Regions from separate parts of the Homo sapiens genome. Here region 1 is linked to region 2. The links are chromatin contacts, found by Hi-C or POLR2A ChIA-PET in ENCODE. All regions are on one chromosome and are shown on one strand. The core of a region is the stretch at or near the end of the contact, and the rest is flanking DNA. Distances in the headings are between cores, read along the strand shown.

Region 1 (3,368 bases), core at 135-2,634, 38 kb after region 2:
GCCCCAGTCCCATCCATACAGGGGTGCTGGCCTGGCCCCCTCTGGTGGGAGGACAGATAAGCAAAGGGGTGGTGGGGACACTCTAGATGCTTCACCCACATCCCCTCGGGCTCCTTCCCCCACCCCATATAGCTTCCCCTCTCCTAATTCCCACAGCCTGTGCCTGGGACTCTTTGCAGGCCCGCCCGGGGCACATCCCCCTCAGAGCCAGAAGTACCCAGGAGTTTCAATCCCCACACTCACGGTAGCTCCTAGCTGGTGCAAGGGAGCATGCAGGTACAGTGCTCTTGCCTGGAGTCAGGACAGGCTCTGAGTTGACACTTGCCCTCCAGAGCTCCTCCTTTGGGAGGTCATGAGGTCATGAGGATGGAGCCCTCATGAAGGGGGTCAGTGCCCTTATAAAAAGCGACCCCAGAGAGCTCTCTCTCCCTGTCTCTGCCATGTGAGGGCACAAGGAAAAGTTGGCAATCTACAGCCCAGAAGAGGGCCCTCCCCCAAACCCGACCGTGCTGGTACCCTGATCTCGGCCTCTCAGCCTCCAGAACCATGAGAAGTACGTGTCTGTGGTTTATCAGCCCCCCCGCGTGTGGTACCGTGTTACAGCAGCCTGGATGGACTAAGACCCTTCTGCAGAGGGACTTTGTCTGAAACTGGCTTCCTCCCCTTCTTGGTCCTGCCCTTCCATACCCTTCCGTGTTTCTTGGGAGCACTTCCTTAATAAATTGCTTCCACACGAATCCGCGTCTCAGAAGCTGCTTCTGAGAAAACCGAAGTGATGGGGCCCCTGGGCTGCACAGTAATAACAGTTGTTACAGACGGCACCTCCTCCAACCCTCAGAACCAGACGGCCACAATGGTATTGACTGCATTGCACAGAGGAGGAAACGGAAACCCAGAGAGCAGAAGGGACTTGCCCAGGATGGTGGAGTTGGTGAGCAGAGCAGCCTACATTAAACCCAGCTCCAAAGCCAGCCCTGGGTCTTTGATGCCCCACAGAAAATACATGGGAGGAGCCCTGCAGCTCCTGAAAGGAGCTAACATCTCCCAAGCCCCACTTCCAGGGGCAATCTGGGGCCAGCCAGGTACTTAGATGGACAGATGACCAAGGAGAGACCACTCAAGCCCTCAGTTTGAGAATGCATTCCTCTGCGTTCACAGGCTTACCTGGAGCCAGTTCCCCAAAGCCCCACTGGACTTTTTAAGCCCCCAGAGGCCTTCAGACAGGAACCCACTGAGTCTTCAAACCCCCAATCTCCATGGGGTTAAAACAATCCCCAAAAGGCAGGACTTACTAGGAGTCGTTCAGAAACTGGCAAAAGCACCCTCTGAATAAATGTTCAGGGTTCCATCCGGAGACGCCCACGGTGACTGATGAGTCATCAGATAGCCAGCTGTCGCCACAGAGTGCTATATATAGAAGCTGGAGGGGTGCCTGGTACCTAAAGAAAGGGGAGGAGCACACACCTAGTAGGTGGGGTCTCAGCTGGGAGGCAGGCCTAGAGCACCTGGAAACTGCACCCTCAGCTCCCTCTGCCCCCCCAGCAAAACAGAATCTGGGTCAGCAATTCCCCGGCACAGAATGCCGCGTGAACTGGAAGCAAGCAGCAACAGGGCCGGACGTGGGCCATGCCAGTGCATTCATGATGATTACTGCTAATGATGGTAATGGGAGAATAATGGCTCAGTGAACTTCCCGCACATCACCTCGTCGTCTTCCCATCAGACATACACACTGAGGACGCGCTTGTATTGCTGCCATTTAGACAGCCGAAACAGAACTTCCAGACCTCAGGCTTGGTAGGCTGGGCCTGTGCTGTCCAGGACAGGGGCCACTAGCCACATGTTTCTACTGAACACTTGAAATGTGGCCCGGCCAAATTGAGATCCTCTGTCAGCATAGAATGCACACCAGACTTTGAAGATTTAGTTTCAAGAAAAGAATGTCAAATACCTTGTCAATAATTTTTTCCTGGTTTCATATTGAAATGATAATATTTTAGATACATCGGGTTGATCAAAATATATGATTAAGTCAATTTCACCTGTTCCTTTTTACCTTTTTAATGTGGCTTCTCGAACATTAAAATTATTAATACATATGTGGCTCACATTTGTGGCTTGCATTATATTTCTATTGGACAGTGCCGGGTTGCAGGCTGGAGGCCAGAACCTTCAGGAAATCCTGGCTATGCCCTCTCCTGACAAATAAAGCCTGCTTCCTGGTTCAAGGCTGAGAGAGGCCAGGGCTGCTCTCCAGACAATGCCAGTGGCCAGCTGCAGCTCCATGTACCGATCACAGAAGGTCCAGGTGACGCACAAAAGCCCCTGAGGGTCTGTGAACCCCAAACTTGTCCCTTATATCTTCTGAAAATGCACAGCTTTCCGGGGGAAAGATGATGAATTCTCCCTGGCCCTGTCTTCTGCCTTCCCCACTTAACCCCCAAGAGAGCTCCATGCTGTGTGATTGCATAATGAGGCCATGGAATAAGGCCACTTCACAAATGAAGCAGCTCTTTCCCTCACATATGCAAACAGCAGAGAGAGGCAAAGGAAAGTAGGGAGATGAGAAACAGAATGAGAAATGCAGACGAGACAGGCAATTCACACCAAGAGAGAGAAACTGTATCCCAGAGACAGACACACAATGTCACACACACTCTGCTCACTGACACCTGGGGGGAGGGGGAGAAGGGTGTGTGTGTGCACGTGTGTGGCGTGTTCATGTGCATGCATGCATGTGTGTGGAGCTAGAGAGCACTAGAGGCCGGGCACGGTGGCTCATGCCTGTAATCCCAGCACTTTGGGAGGCCGAGGTGGGCGGATCACCTGAGGTCAGGAGTTTGAGACCAGCCTGCCCAGCATGGTGAAACCCTGTCTCTACTAAAAATATGAAAATTAGCCAGGTATAGTGGCGTGTGCCTGTAATCCCAGCTACTCGGGAGGCTAAGGCAGGAGAATCGCTTGAACCCGTGAGGCAGAGGTTGCGGTGAACCGAGGTCACGCCACTGCACTCCAGCCTGGGCGACACAGTGAGACTCTTTCTCAAAAAAAAAAAAAAAAAAAACAAAAAAACAAGAGAGCACTAGAGAAAGGTTCTAGAACGAGGCAAATCGAACAGAACAGGGAAGAGATGAGCACAGGAGGCGAAAAGAAATGGAGGTTCGGGGAGTTGACAGCCTCCATTTTGTAGCAAGGCCTGCCCTTTCTTTCTATGTCAGTTTAAATTATTTACATCAGGACAATGGAAAGAATATAGATAGCAAAATAAAAAATGCGTCGGGGCCAGGCAGGCCCAGGATTCATGTGTGGTGGAAACAGAGTCCAGGGAGGAGGAAGGGCTGCCCGCCCTGCACCCAGGAGTGGGCTGG
Region 2 (3,465 bases), core at 954-3,453:
GAGCTGTAGGTGAGGGCTGCTATGGGACGAGGAACGCAGCCACCACCAAAAGGGCAGCCCAGCTGTGGAAATAAATACCCAACCTCTGACTCCTCCTACCTGCCTCCCATTGGCCAAGCCAACCAGAAGCCAGTGGTCAAGGCAGCCCAAGGGATCCAGTCCCCAAGGATCAAGGATCAGCCTCCTGGGCACAGAAAGTGGATGGGGTGAGGGGAGGGCAAATAGATCTGCCCGGCCAATATGGTGCTGCCCCTACCAGTCTGCTGGCTTGAAGAGGATGTGCCAGAGACCACTCACCTGCATGGCTGGCCCAGTAGAACAAACCACAGGCTGGCTGTGGGCCTAGAGGCAGGCAGGCCAGCCGGAGCCTGGCAGAGATATACCAGAGTCAAAGGAGGGCCATCCAAGACCGTCCAGTTGACCTAAACGTGATGTGGAGAGGGATGTGTCTTAGCTACACCTATGTCCAGAATTAAGCCTCTGCACAGGTGTGGATTTTACCTCGAGGCTAATAAAGCTTAAAGTTCAGGGCCTTGACTCGCACAGTCCCCTTCCAAGGCCCTGGTAGGGTCCTAGCAGTTATCATTTGTACCTCTGCACTGTTTTTCTTCAAGAAGGCCCCAAAATTCACGTAACTTTTAGGCCCCCAAACTTGGATCTGACCCTGCAGCTGCATTAAGAAGAGATTGGGCTGCTATTCTGGTTTCTCCTTCCAGGGGGTAAGTTTATCCGCAGGGTACAGGAGGGCAGAAGGGACTGTACCTCCCCACAAGAGGGGTTTTGCCTCCGCTCTGCTTCTCTTGGAGGAGCATTTCCCAAGCTCCTCCTCCTCACCTCGTTCTGGGAGAGGGTTAATAGACGTGGGGGTAGGAGGCCTCTTGGGGCCAAATACTTCTGGAAAGATTGGCGGCCTCTCCACTGCCCCCCACCCACCAACCTCCGGAAGATTCACAATGTACATTAGCATAGTAAAGGCTCCAGATAAAGAAAACGTTTGGCTTTGTTTACTGTGGGGGTTGCCCATACTTCCTGGAGCTTAAGCTGAAAGCGAAAGGATGAGTAGGAGTCAGATAGTTGTAGGAGTCAGATAGTTTTAGGAGTCAGAGGGTTTTAGGCTTGAGGGTACAGCCCCAGCAAAAGCCTCGCAAAGCCCGGAGAACTGGAAGAAATTGCTGCTGGAAGGCAGAGTTTGAGGTGGTGGAGCCGGGAGGGATGGACTAGAGGAGCCCCCCAAGCAGGCCTTTCATCCTGAGGACACCGGGCGACAACGCGCTCAGAGCTCTGAATCAGAGCTTCCCTGAATCACAGGCAGAGCTCCCAGCTCTCTGAAGGCTTGGCATGCTGCTGTTTGCATCCTTCCATCTGTTAGCGATGTTTCAGGCTGGGCAGGCATTGTCCTCATAGAGTTTCTCCCCCATTGTCTCTGCCTCTGCTCACCCCAAAGCTGGCAGAACCACAGCGCCCAGTGGCCTCTGGCTGCAGAGGGCATGAGGACTTCAGGCTGGTTTCCCAGAAACAGGAGGGTTTGTAGATAACCCTGATACCCTATGACCAAAGGCACCGTTCCCAAAACCCCTGCCCATGGAGCTATAGCCTAGTGCTGCCAAGTAAAGTTTGGTTCTGGAAAAAACAATTAGCCTACAGGGGTAGCACTAGCTGTTTCTGAAGTTCTACAGCCCAGGCCACCACTGGGTGCTGGCCTCAGTCCCATGAACCTTCAGCCCTGCCAATGAGAAGAATTCACAGATTTATTGTCTTCTAGAAAGGTTGGGGGACACATTCCTCCATGCCACTCTCTGCTAGTTGAGGGCCTGTCCTTTTTCCCCAGGGAATAGTATCTCCCTGGCCAGAGAGCGAGCGGACCAGGCTTTGCTTTCCAGCCTCACATAACCACCCTCCCGATGCCAAATATGACACATTCTTCAAGCTAATGACCTCTGCCCCCACCTTAAAAATAACAGCCCTCCACTTCATCCATCTTTGGGCTGATGACTGCTTTTTCTCGAGCAGGCACGGACTCTAGCAGTTCCTTTGTTTTCCAGTGATGCTTTTTATCCTCCATCTGATTTCATGTCATCTGTGTCTGTGACTGAGCAGGGCTCCCCCGTCTCCTGGCTCGCCCCGCCCATGCACCTTTGGACGTGAGTCTGGAGAGCCTCTGATTCCATGTACAGATTTGCAGGGCTGGCATTTGCCTCTCACATTGGTGCTCAGAGTGGCCGTGTGAAAAGAGGGCGGTCTGGCCGTGGGACTGACTTCCCAGAGCAACAGGGCAAGCTGGTGAGTAAGAACCAGCCTTTTTGCTGGCAAGGGACCTGGGCAGAGATGGGCCCTAATATACCCAGGAGCAACTTGAAGAATAAATACAAGTCATGAGCAGCATTACTGCCAGAGTGTGACAGCTGGCCACCTAGCCCTAGATGGGTACAGGGGAGTGTGTAGAGCCTGGAACCTTCTGGAATGGGGTAAAGGAGTAGCTGAGGGCTCCTAGCTCCACCCTTGGCTCTTTACATGCTCCTGAACACACAAGGGTCCCGCCTAAAATACCGGAGGGCATGGGAGTCTACGTGTTAGTCCCTGTGGCAATTTGAGTCCTCCAGGTAGAGGACACCAAGAGAGAGTAAGTGTGAGAGATGTATTGGGGGAGATTTTTAAGAAGGATAAAGGGGGGGGGGGGACTTCAGACCGGGAGGCAGCTCTGACCCCTGCAGAAGGAGAGGGGAAGGAAGGAGGGGTGGGTAGGGAGAGCCTCAGCCGGCAGCGCAGCTCTGAGAAAGCCTCAGCCAGGCCGATGGGGAGCCCCAGAGCACAGACTGCCCATCAGAAACTTCCTGTGTCAGGCAGTAATGACCCAGCTCTAGTCCCCCTGCTATGCTCTGTCATCGGGCGGGAACAGCCTGGGGAGGGTGGCCTCAGCAAGAATGCTGCAGCAGATCCCGAAGGTGCCACAGCCAGAGGCTAGCAAACCATGACACTTCTTCCAGAAACTTTTCCGCTGAAGGGAGGTCTGGGCAGTGCCCTTGCATGGCTGCCACTGTCCTTTTGTGTGGGGGTAAGGGGGTATCAGTGAGGGGAACTCTGAACCCTGGTCTCATGACCTCAGTCAAGCTTTTCTCTGTTGTAGCTTCTTAGTGTGTGGATGAGGGGAATGAACTATACCACATCAGTCCCCATCTCTATGGGGATGCTTGACACCCTGGATTCTGGTTATTTCAGTCTTTGAGCTCCTAGAAGGTAGACATGGAATCAAAAAAGATACCGAAGGGCCTCCACCACCAGAGACAGACACATTGCAGTTGGAAAGGGTCCAGAGTCCTTTTCCACTTGCAAGTACAGAAGGGATGTGGGCCTGGCCCAAGACCACTGAGCTATCCAGTCATTGATTCCATTATTCCACAAAGATGTGGTAGCCACCTACTCCGTGCAGATGGCTACTGTGTGCCCAAGGGGGCCATGGGTCTCCTG

What was found. A loop is a pair of places that touch in the nucleus more often than their neighbours do. ChIA-PET counts read pairs that join two places held with the same protein, here RNA polymerase II (POLR2A). Pooled maps may share reads with other maps.
Region 1: a loop to region 2 is called in a map of CD4-positive, alpha-beta T cell, with 6 times the contacts of the local background. The contact joins two enhancer-like sites. A Hi-C loop is called at or near these places in 10 of 168 maps with a recorded cell type or tissue (B cell, CD4-positive, alpha-beta T cell, CD4-positive, alpha-beta memory T cell and 5 more), 30 of 37 single-sample maps with no recorded cell type and 17 of 50 pooled maps. POLR2A ChIA-PET finds 5 or more read pairs at or near these places in 20 of 52 experiments (B cell, CD4-positive, alpha-beta T cell, CD4-positive, alpha-beta memory T cell and 11 more).

The regions. Positions count from the first base shown.
Region 1 is chrX:39,854,472-39,857,839 of GRCh38, forward strand. No RefSeq gene overlaps it. Among named protein-coding and RNA genes, the nearest start is that of MIR1587, 19 kb to the left of the region's middle. RefSeq lists enhancers at 887-1,006, 1,277-1,356. Within about 2 kb of position 1,385, at least 10 of the 41 ENCODE cell types and tissues checked have a DNase peak (open chromatin) inside an H3K27ac peak, as active enhancers do.
Region 2 is chrX:39,816,053-39,819,517 of GRCh38, forward strand. No RefSeq gene overlaps it. Among named protein-coding and RNA genes, the nearest start is that of MIR1587, 20 kb to the right of the region's middle. RefSeq lists enhancers at 629-1,544, 1,545-2,462. Within about 2 kb of position 2,204, at least 5 of the 41 ENCODE cell types and tissues checked have a DNase peak (open chromatin) inside an H3K27ac peak, as active enhancers do.